2 separate regions of the Mus musculus genome follow, and region 1 is linked to region 2. Evidence: chromatin loops called from intact Hi-C (ENCODE). Cell type or tissue: left cerebral cortex. All regions are shown on one strand.

Evidence for each region. Hi-C counts contacts between places; a loop is a spot of excess contacts. Peaks named below come from ENCODE experiments on the same cell type or tissue, not always from the same donor. Only the 100,000 strongest peaks of a DNase experiment are listed, where the experiment ranks them.
Region 1: a loop joins it to region 2, with 5 times the contacts of the local background. A loop is called at or near these places in 5 of 42 quality-filtered maps.

Annotation. Positions count from the first base shown.
Region 1 is chr19:19,105,858-19,113,857 of GRCm38, forward strand. Rorb (RAR-related orphan receptor beta) reads right to left here and starts at 5,339. Exons shown (of 10, transcript NM_001043354.2): 1 at 4,695-5,339. The coding sequence starts at 4,701. In left cerebral cortex, no CTCF peak of the experiment used is centred here; DNase peaks (open chromatin) are centred at 2,186, 3,122, 3,775, 4,687 and 2 more places; H3K4me3 peaks cover 5,603 bases; H3K27ac peaks cover 4,864 bases.
Region 2 is chr19:18,869,765-18,877,764 of GRCm38, forward strand. It overlaps Trpm6 (transient receptor potential cation channel, subfamily M, member 6), which reads left to right. Exons shown (of 39, transcript NM_153417.2): 31 at 736-761; 32 at 2,448-2,498; 33 at 4,065-4,130; 34 at 6,072-6,358; 35 at 6,989-7,071; 36 at 7,803-8,000. Among named protein-coding and RNA genes, the nearest start is that of Gm41814, 120 kb to the left of the region's middle. In left cerebral cortex, a CTCF peak has its summit at 3,674; DNase peaks (open chromatin) are centred at 3,274, 3,637, 4,467 and 4,593; H3K4me3 peaks cover 512 bases; H3K27ac peaks cover 736 bases.

The sequences.
Region 1 (8,000 bases), 240 kb after region 2:
ACTGATGTCACCACGCATAATTTAAACCCACACTTTACAGAATTTCAGAATCCCAGCAGCTTCGTGAATACATTTTCAAGTCTGGATTGCTTACTATAATAATTTAAAACTGTTTATTTCTCAAAGCTGCAATGTTCATCTTAAATTAGAGGTACTTTATTAGTGTAAGTAAATTAATTAGTGTGCTGTGAGTCACACTTGCATATCTAAGCACTACTGTAGTCAGAAGCGTAAAAGCTCTACAGGCCATTTTCTCTTCCTAAATGGGGAACACAGGCTTATAAAATGAGAAGTCAAGTCTTAAAACACTTATTTGTCATTTTATGTTGGAAACTCACCTGTATTAAACACTGTCCTGTTACTTTTAGAAAAACAAGTTTTTTTTTTTACAAGCTTTTGATAAAAGGAGGACCAATTCTTTTTTTTTCTATAATTTCTTTGTGCTTTGATACCTTTTTATTCTAAAATTATATTGTGTCAATTGGAAACACTTATATTTAAAGTATAATCTGTGTAAATTCAATTATGGGTAATTTTTGAGGCTTTTAAATAATTTGGCCTTTGACAAAATACCAAGGTGAATAAATATTAAACCAATATTTATATTTGGTTAAGAGTATAACATGATGAGTAATTTATGTTAAACCATAACATAAAACCACTTTGACAGTGATAGAATAGACCACCTTAAAGGGCTCTCTAATGTTCAGAAGTTATTGTCATTTATAGAAAGTGCAAGGATTTCCAAGTTTTAGGTGGACGCAGACAAAGGAGTTTTAATCTTTTGACTCTTGTTTATGAAGTCTGATACTCAAAATTCTCATCATTACATTTACTGATTTTTTTTTTATATAAAAGCTACAGTGGACCCATGCCTAACCTTCAGCTCTAAGATGTCTGTTTCGTAATAGTTAACAATTTACCACGGCTGTCGAGGGAGGAGCAAGGTGGGTGGAGGTTCTAATAGCCATTTAGGAGAATATTTGGGAAATTTTTTTGGCTATATATTTTCCCACAGTACTTGAGACACAGTTTTACGATTTTTCTTTAAGCTGTTGAATGAATTTTCTTGTTAGAAAGACAGTTCATTGGTGATTTCTGAGTGGGCAGAAATTAACGGAGTGCTGACAGAGACATCCTTTCAGCAAGCATTCAATTTGTGTGTGTGTGTGTGTAAGGTGAACTATTGGTTGGAAATATTTGACTTAAATAATTTAATTGGAACTTGCAGAGAAAATTTAGAGCAACAACTTTATTTAAGAAAAAAAAAATCCAGGGATATTCAGATCTCTTTACTTCCAAGGGTGGCTACATCTCAGAGAGCAAGCTGATTTTTTTTTTATTTTTTATTTTTTTAACTTTAGTAGGCAACAGAAATGTACTACCTGTAAATGACAGAATGCAGACTTTTTGTTTTGTTTTGTTTTGTTTTAAAAGCCATCATTTCTCCTTATTTACCACAAGAATAAAACCAGAGATAAATCCTCCCAAGCTGCAGTCACCTACTGATTGCAAAGGCAACAGTGCTCCTGTTTGGAAAAGTGGGATTTTATGCAGACACCAGAGAGAAAAGCCACCATTTATGTTTCCTTTGTAATAAACAAGACAGACTACTCAACAGGGAGCCTTGAAAAACCATACCGGGCTGGCTTACTCCTCTCCTACCTACTTTTTCCCTTTCCAGCTGTTTCCTTTTAGGAAGCAAGAGAAGAAGCATCCTTAAAACTCCAAAGGACCACCCCTCTACACACACACACACACACACACACACACACACACACACACACACACACACACACTCACATGCCAGACAAAGGAAGCAAAGTTTTGTGGGTCAGCAAGCTGCAGCCTCCCCCACTTTAGTGGAGAGGGGCTGTGGCTGAAACTTGGATCTTCTCTAGGAAGATTCAGCTTCAGGACGGAGCAATGAACCCAAGTATCAGAGCTTCTTAACATCCCTTTTACCCTAGAGCTTCCCCAGAAATAGTCTCTCAAATACCCCAAGCAGAGGCATTATTGGGTGGCATAGTCTGTCCTGGGGGTAGTTTGTTGGATTAGTCCACAGGGAGACTGCTCAATCCTAGACACGGTTTGTGTCTGGCAAGTTGACCTGACTTAGGACAGTTGCCATTGCCAGAAGCAAACGTCGGAGCCAAAGTTCTGACAGGACCACATGGAAGTGGAGACAGTGTGAGAAATGGCAGGGCAGGGCATGGTGTATGGAGTAGATGACATGCTTACAAGCAAAGGGCAAAGCCAAGTTTAATACCAGCTCCTCCCCTAGCAGAATCAGTTCCAATATGCTCAGCTTAACAGCCCCCGCACAAAGGGATAGAGAATTTGATGCTCCCCACCCCCACCACCTCTTAATTGAAGTTCAAGTTCAACTATTAGATGACTTCTGGATAGCTTGGCTCTTCTTGCACCCTATATCCTTTCCCTGTGGAATACCGGCCACTGAACCTTGAAGGGACTTCTTATTTCATCTTTAAGGAACAGCCAGCCACTTAGGTTGGGATAGGATAATTCTTTGACTGCAGAGAAAGCGAATGGGACAGTGTGAGGTCAGGAGAGGAGAGGCAAAGGGCTAGAGACCAATGACTTCTCTACCAGTAGTTTCCTCCAGTCACCTCCGGAGAGTCATCTTGGGTTAGAGCTGGTGAACTGTCCTGGGCAGTCTGGTGAGCTTGGTGTTCTCTGAGACAAAGATGTGGGTTCATGTGAATATCTAATTTAATATAAACAGGGCACTAGTCCTTGTCTTAAATCCTTCAAGCTGGCTGCAGCCAGGTGTCTCTAAGGGGAGACCGGCAGTAAAGCCACAGGAACAGCAAGATCAAGGTGAAGCGCTGGGAAGCTGCGCTCTGCTTGACACTGTAGCTTAAGAGCTTAAGCAGCTCCAGCCTTTAGTGCAGGGGACCAACTGCTGTGGCACGTGGCTTCTGACCCTCAGATAGCTTGAACTTAGTCATGGGAGGGGTATTGCTGGAGGGTGGGGGAGAAGAAAAAGTCAAACTGCTAACTGGCAGCTTCAGATGGAAGTGAAGGAAACCGAAAGGAAAGGAAAGTGTGTGAGATCCTGAGGTGAGTCAGAAAAAGAGAAACAAGAAAATCCAAGTTCTCGCTAAGGAAAGGCGCTCTGCCCACCAGTTTCTGTACTACAGTTTCTGGAAAGAATCTGGATAGTGGAGCATGTGACGATCCCGTGACTGGGACAATCAGCTGTTGTCACTGTGCACAAGCACACAGAGATTCTAACTTCCAGTGCTCGCAGGTCAATCAAGACACTCACCCAGACACCTTTGTCCTTTATCTAGAGACTTATTCCTCCATCCCCATGGGTAATGATCAGCTTTTCTCCATCCTTTTTTGTCCTGCCTTGTTCTACAAACACCAGGGCTCACGCTGTGCTTTCAAGGTCAAGACAGGCCTAGGGCTCCTCAATAACGACCAGGGTGAGGGTCATGCCCACTCCTCCCTAAGTGCACCAGAGTAGGCAGCCCGGTAGATGGAGATGGGTATTTTTGGGCCCTGTTCTAAACAGTGTCCTGCTCAAAAGCACTTCCGTCCAAGATGCAAGAAGGTTCAGAGTTGACTGTCGCTTGCTTATTTTTGCTCCGGAGGAACTTGTGAATCAGAGAGAAAAGCCACCATAGGAACGCAATACATCAAAGAAGAGAAGCTTGGATTTAGGGGCTGGGTGTCCAGACATACTCAGATGTCCAAGTTAGGAGGGCACCCGGTGGTGGCCTCTTTAAGAAAAGAAGAAATTGTGCCCCACTGTAAAGTGAGAAAGCAAGAAACTTGTACCACTGAGATCTACAAACTGACTCCTCATGCCCTCTGGCCAGCTGCTCAGGTAGCTCCCAGTTTTGGAGTCAGAGCAGGAGACTGAGCTCTGTCTTCCCTGAGGGCCACTTGTCCCTGAGATAGCACCAACATTGACAGTGGTGGTTCTATCCAGAAGGTGCACTTAGTATTAGCTTCTATTTTGGTCCTTTATCCCACAAAAGAGCTTGAGACCCTGTTTTCTCCGATGTGAGTAGTATGGCCTTCACTCTCCAGAACTTTCTCCTACCAACTTTTTTTTTGGGGGGGGGAGTGTTAGGGCGAGAGGGGGGTCGGCCTATCCAGAGTGAAGCAGAACGGGGAAGAGGGGACCCAAGGAAGGTCCAGACGTAAGCATCTGCTTCCCGGTTCTCGGGAGCATACCGTGTTTACTATTTCTAGAAAGAGACGCGCTTATAGACTGCTCCTGCATCTGGCAGCCTGGGCCAGTGTGATCCCCACTTATGCCAGGGAGTTCACCTATGGCTAGCGACCACGGCGGGATGCGAGCTGCCAGCCTCTTCTACCCAAAGTCACCCGACTTCCTGCTCTCTATCCCGTGTCCTGTGGCGCACCGGAGAGCGACGCGCAGAAAAGATTCAAATCCAGAACTGGGAGGCGCGATTAGCACTGTCCTGGTCTCCAAAAAATGCGCCCTTCAGCGTCCTGCCAAAATCCCCGAGCCTTCCACACCTTCCCACAACTTTCCAAGCCCAGGCCATTTGCAGTCCCACCTGCGAACCGAACTCGGGGAGCCTCGAGTAGCCAATCTCTCTTCCCTTGGGCCGAGAGCTCTCCCCTCCCCCAAAGCTCCCGGTCTAGCTAGAGTTGTCCTGCTCTGGGCGCCCGCCCGCGGGCTCGCTTACCTCGCATGATGTGGCCGCTGTCCTGCTCCGCGTAGTCATGAAGCTCCCAGCCCGAACCCCAGAGAACCCAAAAATTCCGCTCAGCACGAGGGAAGAAGGCGGTCGGCGAAGAGCTGCTCCGCTGAGAGAAGCATCCCTTTAGGCAGATGTCGTGGCCACAGGGTGACGGTGGCCGCCGCCGCTAAGCTAACAGTTTTGATGCTGTTGCTGATGACTGTTTCTGATGGCTGTTTGTTTGTTTTCAGGCAGAGTGGAAAAAAAATGTCCTAGCTGCTGGTGCCTGGGTTTTGTTTTGCTTTTGTTTGTTTGTTTGTTTCTTTTTTTCTTTCTCTCCAATGTGCTTGCTTTAAAAAAAAAAAATGCCACCGCCTCGGGGCTCGGAGATTTCTTTTGTGATCACTTAGACTGAGGAGGAGGAGGAGGGCAGCGGCAGGAGGAGGAGTTGGTGGTGGTTTTGTTAGTTACAAAGAAGAGGGAGAATTATCAAGGGGGAAAAAAAGGAAACAGAAAAGAAAGAAAGGCGGCATGGATTGCAGAGCATGTGCGTTTTCACATGACATCTGTGCCTGTTAGCGGATCCACAATGTGAATTTTCACTGTTCAGTTGCAGAGACGAAGGGAGCGAGAGAGAAAGAGGAGAGAGGTGGAGAGAGCGAGCGCAGAAGAGGCTTATACGCGAGGGCGGGTTTGGCCGGACTTCCTGGCCCCGCCTCCTGTCAGCACCATGGCCAATCAGCGTCCCGCAGCGCGTGGAGAGTCTGGGGAGGCGGGGGAGGGGACGCTCTTGGGGACAGGGGGCGGGGCTAGGGACTCTGGCGTCCCAGGATGTGCGGACCCAGACTGGGAATTAGAGAAGGTCCTATCTGAGGTCTGATCTGGGCCAAGCTTAGCGCGCCCTGGAGAGTGAGGCAGATGTGAGAGTGACGTTCACTTCTGACTCCAGTAATTAGAAAGGGACACTGGTCAGTCAGGTCTTTGGAGGGAAGAGTCTAGGCGAACCGCTGGGCTGCACTCTCATTCCCTCTTACTGCAAGAGTCCCAAAAGAGTTTTGTACACTACGACAGCGCTTTGAAGCGTCCCTGTTCCATAATGCAGGCTCCTCTGGCAGAGTGTTTACCTTGTCAGACGCTTCTGCTGTAGCGGTAGACTACAAAACCACACCCCTCTAGTTCTGTGCAGCTTCTTTTAAAGACTGTTCAAATGCTCCCCACCCCTCACTCTAACTTTAACTAACTAATGCTGAGCCTCAGGTCCTCCCTTCCTCCCCTCCTCTCTCTCCCTTCCCTTTCTCTCTTCTTCCTTTCTCAGTAGTCCCAGGTTCCTTTGCCAAGGACAAGGGTTTCTTTAGCATTTGGAAACCCTTTGACCCTGGTTGCAGGACTTAAGGACAGGCTCATTTGCCTTTTTATTTGTCACTTTAGTGACGGGACACTTGGCAGAGAGCCTAGACTAGAAGGCAAGACTGTGTGGTTCTGTTCAGTTGGTGAAGGTTTAAAGAGCAAGACTCTTGGCTAGTAGCTCCCCAGAGACACCTGCTTAGGAGAGTTTGGTACTAAAACGAAGGTCATGAGACTGCATTCTTTACAAGAAATTTGTCATCTATTGACAATTTACCTGTATTCTGAAAGAGAAAACAAAACAAAATGAAGCACAGGTATCCAAACTTGTTCTTTTTTTGGCATGGTTTCATTCTTTGTAGATGAAACAAACACACACTATAGAAGCATGGCATCGATTTCCTTCCGTGTAGTTAGGTACTGCTTGGAAACTTTGGTGAATTGAGCATCATGAGACAGGAAGTGCAAAAGTTTGCTTGATCATTTTGAAAGCACAGAGACAGGACTCCGTGTCACAGTCATTCTAAAAGTGAGCCTCCCCAACATTCTCCATACCCAAATAACTCGACTTTTTTTTTTTTTTGCCAGTATTTATTCATGCTGCTTTGGGTAATATGTAATAATATGTAATATGTTGTAGAATTTGGAGTCCTTCAGTCCTCTGTACACTGAACACCATCAACTAGTTGTCTCACCAATAAGAATTGTATTAATTCCCGAATCTTCTGTCAGTGTTTAACCAAAACAGTTCGGCTGTGGGCAGTTCCATTTGCGTGTAATTTAGGAACATGTTGTGGAGAAAGTAAAAGTCGATTGAGTCATTAATTAAATGAAATGAACAAAGGAAGTTACTATTCAGGAAAGCTATTCCTCATAAATACCTTTCTCCTAGATTTTTAATTGACACAGTAGTTAATCTTTTAAGATAATATTTAAGGCTCCCTGGTTTTTATCATTTTTAATCAAGTAAAATATATTCATCATAACTACATTAAAGCTGCAGTAAGTTATGCCTAATTTAGTTGCTTCATTAAAAATTACTGCATATAAAATAGTCAAGAAACAAATTGTGACTATATCATTTTAATTTTATGAGCTTCAAGCAGAGTCATAGGAATATTGGAAATGTAAAACCCTTTGTAAACATTGTAATTGCTATTGTTATTATTTCCTTTTTCTATTTCTTGTTAAAAGGAATTTCAAAACTCCAAAAATTTTAACTCCTGTATGTATTCTTAAGTTTCTAATAAACTACTGAATCCTTAAAGTACATTTTAATTGATAAACTATCTTTAGCCTTCGAAAAGACAGTAAACACATGTATGGAATGAACTTGCCAGTACACATTTTTATGTGGTTTTTGTTTCATTAATACAATACTACACACTTTCTGTGTAAAATATATTTCTTGATTTTTTTTCTCCAAGCATTTTAAAAAACATGTTAATTATAAATAAATACATCTCAAATTTCTAAACTCTGTACACATGGTGATACAATGTGTATCATTTTCTTTTTCCTTTGGGTATTTAGTAATTTTTATTTAGTATTCCTTTTCTATTTAGTATTTATTTTCTTATTAAAGTAACATAAACATTGATCTTTGATTATAATATGGTGATCTGGGACATTTAGGGCCCTGCTGAAAATTTTAAGTGGAGTTTTCAGTGTGTCTACAACTTTTACATTTAACTCAACTGAATGGAACTCATTTGGAGAAAAACCAAATATTCAAAATTCTAATTAAGGAAGCAAGAAATTCCTACAAACGTGTACAATACTTATATATTATATGATGGTTTTATAACATATCTGGTAACAAATGTTTATATTTATAGTGGTATTATAATAATAATTTCATCATAAAATATTCTTGTTCACATAAAATAGACTGTGAATAATTTTATTAGAATGATTATGGAACTGCATAATTATAGGCTTTATGCTCTGCTTTGGCTCCAGGCCTTG
Region 2 (8,000 bases):
AGACCTATAGGACATATGACTTTCTTCTTTCAAAGGTTCAGTAGTTTGTGCTCATGCAGAGTGGTGGGTTATTGCAGCATGAAATTAAACAATAATTGTAATTGTACTTTCTTCCCCAAGGACCCTAAATACCAGAGATATTCTTTGAATGCATTTATTCAGACTTGCCTGTGGCCACTTGTGCACTTGAGCAGGGCAAGTGACAATTTAAAGGGAGCTAATTTCAGCCGGTGAACATTTAGGGGCCACGTGGGCTAATGAAACTGATTTGTGGGCTTGTCCAGAAACATTCTCAGACTCATTTGTAGGCATCTGCTTTGCATAGCTCAGGCACCCTTTAGTTTAATTGATCCTGAACAACACAAACACGGTTAAATCTTATGTATGTTGTGTGATCACACAGCTAATTAAAACCACTAACACCACCATTTCTCAGTTAGCTTGGGGCATAGATAAAAAGTGGCTTACACGCCTTACTGGCATTAATTTTTTTCTATGAAAATAATTGTGTGGCCACAAATTTTTCTATTAGTAAAATAGGGGTAAGATGGAGCAGAGACTTCCATACACATCTGTGATATATATCTATATATCTATCTCTATATCTCTTTATCTCTATATCTCTATATCTCTATCTATCTATCTATCTATCTTCTTCATTTCATTTCAGATTATTTTTCAGTGTTTTGATAATTGAAAAACTTAAAACAGCACTTTCATTTGTTCCCCAAACAGAACAAGAAGTCCAAATGAAGTTCACAGTAAGTTTTTATATTTAAACATTTATCTTTTATTTTTTTATTTTTCCTGGTGGTAGAGTTCCTTGTTCTGGTAAGACTTGTATAGCTCTTGACTTTGTATTCTCTTTTGTTTTGTGAATACAGACAAAGTAGAAATTCAGTATAAAAACAGAGATCACCCAGATAAATAAGGACTGATGTGTGGTTTTTGTGCTGTTTTGTTTTGGTTTTGTGGTTTTGAGGATTGAACCCAGGGCCTTGGGTACTCTGGGTAAGCACTTTACCATCAAGCCTCTGCCCTCAGCTTTGAATTCTTTGAGGAATCTGTTTTGACTGTAATTTTCATGGTGTTTCTCTGAATGAGAGCACAGCTCCTGGATTCATCTTGACTCTACAACAATTGGTAGTGTTATAGTTCACACATACAAGAAGCCAATCACACACTCGCATATGGAAGCTTTCTCCTGTATGGTTTCAAAGAGACTCTGTGCCCAAAGTCTTGACTAGGATCTGCACTTATAGCCAACAGCCCTCTGTGTGATCTGTTTCTTTCTCTTCCACAGAGTACAGTGCTGTCTGGCATATATTCAGTCCGTGCTCAGTTAAAATATGTTAAATAAATGTAACTAAAGTCTTGGAGATCCTGCGACGTTGACTCAGCTTTGTCACTGTCAGATGATCATGACTTTCTATCTTCCAGGTGACAATAGGGCAATCCATCAGCCTTGGTATTCAATGATTTTACGTCATTTATACTTAGCATACTATTGTGATTACAATTGCGTATGTTTCTCTCTCGCACACCGTATGCACTTTTCTAAAAGGTGAACACAGTATCTTATTCACGCTCATGCCTGGAGTGACCCGTAGTGGGAGCTGAAAGCCTACATTGCCGACCGAATTCAGAAATGGAAGTCTTTTCTGCTGACTGACGTCCCCAGCATGCCACCTTTAAGGATGCTTGCTCCATTCTTTATCCGGCATCAGGGGCCAGGGCGCTCCCTAAACGTGGGCTCACTCTGCTGTTTATTCTTGTAGGTGTAAAGCAGTTGCTGCCAAGGGACTGAAGTTTCTCCACTTTAATTTTGATTTTCATGGAACAGCAAAACCATTTCAAAGGATTTCTCCTGAGCCTTATGATTTAGGGATGGAACAGATAGAAAAGAGTGAGCTAACACTGGAGGTGTTGGATTTCCAACACAGGGTCCTGGTACAGCTTAACAAATCCCATGATGTGATACTGGCCACCTCTTCTTATGTATCTGGCACAGATGTAATGTTTTGTCATTAGTTTTGGTCAGTAATGTAGTCTGCTAATAACTTGGCATTAATATTGTCTTTGCATGGTTAGGTGCATCTTGGCAAAGAACTCAGAGAATCATGCTTCTGGGATGTCATGATGGGCAGCTGTGTGCCTCCTGTAACCCAGAGGTGTAATTGGTTCAGAGGAAATATACTTTGAGGCTAATATTACCTGTCTTTCTCCAATTCCCCATATAAATATGCTTGGAGATATTGCACCGATGATTGGAAGCTGTCAGGATAGCAAGCAGCGCAATAATGCACGAAAGGATATTGGGCAAGCGTTTCTGAATAGTGGGAAGGTATTCCGGTTAAGCCGTTTAATAGTAACGTTGAAGGCAGTGTATAAACATGTATTTATCTCTAGCCAAGTAATTAAAATGCCAATCATTTCTATGATTGCAGAGATCTCAACCTCCTTAAAAAGCCCTCAAGAGCCTCACCACCATTATTCAGGTAGGAAGTGTGTGTGCACAGATGGGTCAACTGAGCAAAATGTGTGGGATTCTACACTTGTAAACATAAGCGTCCATCAACTCCACATTGTCAACACTGCTTCAATTCAGAAAATTATTTACTCGAATGGCTGGAATAATTAGACTCAAAAGAACAAGTTGTTGGGATTTAAGAAAATTCACATAAAAAATGTGCATGTGTGTTGGCAAATTTGGAAGAAGAAGCCCTTAGTGTCTAAAATTTCCTTGCAAGCTCAGTGCTAGCCAAAAGCCATATATTTTAGTGTTTTGAGCATCTTTCTTCGTATTGTTCCTTTTTTATTGCCATTCAGGGGCTTGAACTCAGAGCCTTGCTGGAAAAGTGGTCTACCACTGAGCTAAACCCCAGCCTGATCCCAATATTTTGAATTGGGAAAGGGCAGACTTGAAAGTCCTTCTTAAAGGTAGGTTTGTACCCTCCAGATCCCTCAGTGAACATAACCACTGAATAGAGGCCCCCCCCCCACAGAATAAGGCCAACAAATGTGCCTTGCAAAGATGCCATTTAGCAGAGATGCCAAGGATCTCGACTCTGTCATTAGGCAATGCTTCATAGCACTTCAGTTGTCTTTCTTTGAGAGTAGGAATGATTGTCCTTGCTCTTTCTGAGGGACAGTCTGCCAAAGGGCTAGTTGAGAATTAAGAGGCAAATGTTTTGAGATGCACACTAACTTAGACCAGCTGGACTTATGCCACGTTATGGTTCCTCCAGGGTCATAGCTCTCAGTGGGCGAGATAACACAAGGACAGGGCTTTTACTGAGTTTAACACTCAGTGTGAACAAGACCTTGCCAGCACTGTAATTACTGGTCTTATTATATGAAGGTCATTTGTTTAGGGTCCCATAATAAACTGTCTTATTCTGAATTCTCCTCTGTGGTGAATAATGGATCTGTGGATTCCTGCCTCCTCAGTCTAGGCTCCTATGACTGACTCCTCTAGCTCAGCAGTAATCTATTATTTTGACTCTAACTGCCAGCTGTAGAGAGTCTCTAGCGAGGAATACTGTAACTTGCACAGACTCTGATCTGTTAGGCTATGCCTCTTGGCAGGAAAATGCAGATCACTCGCTTCTAATTAAAATTAGTGTTCCATCCTCTCTGGGAAAAAGAAGGCAAACTCCACAAAACCAACAGTAGATGTCCCCACAGACCACTGTGCACTGAGTTTGCTTCGGAAAAAGGAAACTAGAGAATGTGGAACATAGATTAAAAACCATTTATAAGAAAGAATCATACATTATTTGAATTAGTGTCTCATTTGTTATTGGGAGAGAAAAGAGATAGCCCCTTCATAGACCATGTTATATAACCTCATATAAAAGTTTTCTAAGACTAAGATATCCTTTTGATTTAAGGTGCACTTTATATTTAAAACTATTATATATAATAGTTTTTGCTAGTGGGAAAAAATAAAGGATGCTTGAAATGAAATATTCTGGAATTCATGTGTATTCTTGTGTGTGTGGCTTTCTGTAGGTTTAATTGTTGATACAGTCCTAAAGTAGTCAATCTGTTTTTGTTTGCAGCCATTGAAAGGAATAATTTAATGAGACTGTCTCAGACCATACCGTTTACACCAATCCAGCTGTTCAGTGAGTAACATCTCCCTCCTCTCGAGGCTAGGCAAGGGTAGACTGAATGTCAGCGTGCAACAGAAAAGACACCATGTGCCTCGTTTGACTCACAAATTTTATTTTGTCCACGTTGTAGATTAAGGAGATTCACTTCCCAAAGTAGAGATTGTTAACTACTGTGGGCAGCATTTAGGGTCAGAAGCTGAGCCTGTGGGGCTGGGACCTCCATGGGTCAGCGGTTGGGAAGCAAGCGTGATCCTGCACCTGGCATTCAATGATTTGAGGCCGGACACACGCATCGGGAAGAAAAGAACAAACCAACCTTATATAATGAACACAGAAGAAAGCACGGCATGTCAGTATGCTGAAAGCTGACAGGCATGGGAAGAGAAATCCTTTGTTTGTTGTTTTATATTTGTTTGTTTTGTTTCACATCCGTGGATTGCTCTTTCCTCCGACTGCAAATGTAGCTTTTAAAATCTGGAGAAGTAAAGAGAAGCAAGTTCGAGTTAGCCAAGGGTACCCGAGGTTTTCTGCCTAGCAGAATGAAGCACAGTTGACAGTGTAACAAAGGTCCCTACACTGCCTTCCCTCCTCAGTCTCTTCTCACTGTTCCAATGGGGGAAAGACCAGGTTGGCTACTGATTGTTTATGCAGACGATTTCTTCTTCCTCTTGGCTCCATGGTTCATTTTGCAAATCAATAGCTCTTCTCTAAAGTCCTAAAGGAATTAGGACTCCAAAGAGCTCTTCAGTGGTGTTTACTTTGAGCATCAAGAATAAACATTTGAGAATATACCACACAGTCTCCAGAATTGATAAGGAACTAGATATGAGGTTGAGAGAATAGATTTGGTAACTTCATATGGTGTTCACAGAAAACAAACAAGGAGGCAAACAATAATAATAACATAGGGGATATCTGAAGTAAAGATATAAGGAAGGTATAAAAGGTATAAGCAATGGGCTACAACCGAGAGAGAACTTCTGTGTGGATTGTTACTCCTCTTATGCAGCAATAAGATACCCAAGCCCAGGGGTGAGCCCTTTCTGTTCTCTAAGCTTAAAGTGAGAGCAGTGTTTTATGGATTCAGTATTTTTAAGTGGGGCTAAGTCTGTTCCTGAGGTCCTAGCTTGCTCTAAGCCTGATGACATATGTAATCTGTACAGCAAACCACTGAAACAAATGTTATCATTCATTCTTGCTGAGGAGGAAATGGAGGGTTTCAGTAGCTTGCTGACAAGCTCAAAAGCTCAGGGTATGAACTTGCAATCGAGTGACTTCCACTGGGTAAAAACATGCATTATTGGTGAAGTAAAATTACCCTTTGCAGAGCAGGAGAAACAAGCAAAACCACACCCAGAAAACAAAATCCATCATGTTGTTTATGTATAAAAGCATGGATAAACATATAGATATGTGTATATTATATGAAGGATAGTTGTAAAACTGCTTGCTCCTTAGGGGGCTAGTAATGAATAAATACAGGTTAAATTGTTTCCATAGATATATTTGTCTCAAGCCAGGGTGTCATTATCACATGCCTATAATCTCACCACTCAGGAGGTAGGGCAAACGGACCAAAGATTTGGAGCTAGTCTGTGATATGTAATGATTGCTAGCTAGGTTAGCCTTAATTATAAAGCAAATCATGTCTCCAATAAAAAGTCTAACAATGCTGACATATTTATACTGCTTTTAATACCGATAACTAGTTAGTTTATAGTAAGTACAACTTAATTCTTATATGCCATTTGATGGTTTATTCCTCCTTACCCTCCCCACCTTCACTGGAGGGCAAGTCAGGCCAATTTGTACCTTGACTCTGCTCTAGCTCCTGCTAGCTGTACCCTCCTTTGATGACAGACACAGCTGAACAGATTCTGAGTTGATCTTCAGGGCACCAAGCACACTCCAGACCCCGTATTTTATTTAACTGGCTTTCACTTCTTATTGCAGCAGGAGAGGAAGTGACCATCTACAAGCTTGAAGAAAGTTCTCCTCTGACCCTGGATAAGAGCATGTCCTCTTGGTCGCAGCATGGCAGAGCTGCCATGATTCAGGTGCTGTCACAAGAGGAAATGGATGGGGGTCTCCGCAAAGCCATGCGAGTTATCAGCACCTGGTCTGAGGATGATGTTCTCAAGCCTGGGCAGGTTTTCATTGTGAAGTCTTTTCTCCCCGAGGTTGTGCAGACGTGGTATAAAATCTTCCAGGAGAGCACTGTGCTTCATCTTTGCCTTAGGGTAAGCCAGAACCTTAGATACCGAGATCCCAGAAAGGAGAACATAACAACACAGAGGTCTTTGGCTACATCTTTATCTAAGATGGATTTTCCTCAACTGAAAAAGAGTCTTTTAGTTTTGGAAGGTGGTAGTTTTTTTTATTTTTGTTGTAAAGGACATTTGCTTTGTGGGTAGAGTGGTAGAAGGTAAATAATATTAAATGTTGGGCAGTCTAGAAACCTGGCACTGTGCCTCTTCATTATAAGAAGAATTCCTATTAACCTCTTCTCAGCCCATTAGACATTAGAAATACCAGACCCATGGGAAAGTTCTCCAATGGTGCTTTTTGGGTTCTTCCTTCCATAGTTATACAGGCTGATATAAAGATCTTTTATAAGCAAGACTATGTATGTTAGTGAACAATTATTTAAATTTTTTGGGAATTTAATAAATGCTGTATTTACAACATTGCCACTTCTGTCTCCCTCTCCAACTTCTCCCATGTCCTCTGATACTGTCCCAAACTCATGTCTTTTCCTAGAATTATACGAGTAACTGACATTGATCACATATGCATTTGGTATATATATTTTAAATAATTCTTTCTCTCTCTCTCTCTCTCTCTCTCTCTCTCTCTCTCTCTCTCTCAAGGAAATTCAACAGCAAAGAGCTGCCCAAAAACTCATCTATACCTTTAACCAAGTAAAACCACAAACCATTCCCTATACACCAAGGTGAGTAAACCTGGCACTGTGGCTCTTCATTATAAGAAGAATTCCTATTAACCTCTTCTCAGCCCATTAGACTTTAGAAATACCAGACCCACGGGGAAGTTCTCCAATGGTGCTTTTCGGGGTTCTTCCTTCCAAAGTTGTACAGACTGGTATAAAGATAATTAGATGTTCCAGACATACCTTGGCTTAAGTTCCTAAAATTATGCGAGTGGAAAAAAGTTCAAGCAGATTGATGATCAACATTTCAATTAGGTGAGACAGGCAGATCCTGGGTGCAGTTGCTAATGCCCAGGGGTATTATGGCCCCAAATCATGTCTATTTAAAGCTTAGTTACTTCCCTAGCATCCTAAACCAATTAGGAAGTTTGTAATCACGAATACTCACAATTTCCCCTGGGGTGTCTTGATATGCTTGTATTCACTTATCAAGGCAGATCATAATTTGGTGTGGAGGAATTAGAATAAAGCCTTTCCCCCCTGTTTTACAAGAAATTTTATAGAGCCTGGCAAGAAAAATTGGACTCGGTACTCATAAAATAGTTGGAAAGTTTTCTCAAAGAAAAGGGAGGCAAGTAAGCATGGGAACAAACCTCCCAGCTGTCTTTTTCCTTCCTTCCATAGAAAGGCCAAGGTTTGGTGATTTGTGCAGCCGAGTGCTCTGTAGGGTAGCTGCCATGCTTGCTATATTGTGTGTGAGTTGGGGCATCATTGGCTTCTTTTGTTCCTCACAGGTTTCTCGAGGTTTCCTTGGTCTACTGCCATTCAGCCAACCAATGGTTAACCATTGAGAAGTACATGACAGGGGAGTTCCGGAAATACAATAACAACAATGGTGATGAAATAGCTCCCACCAATACCCTGGAAGAACTGATGTTGGCTTTCTCTCACTGGACCTATGAATATACCCGGGGAGAGCTGCTGGTTTTAGA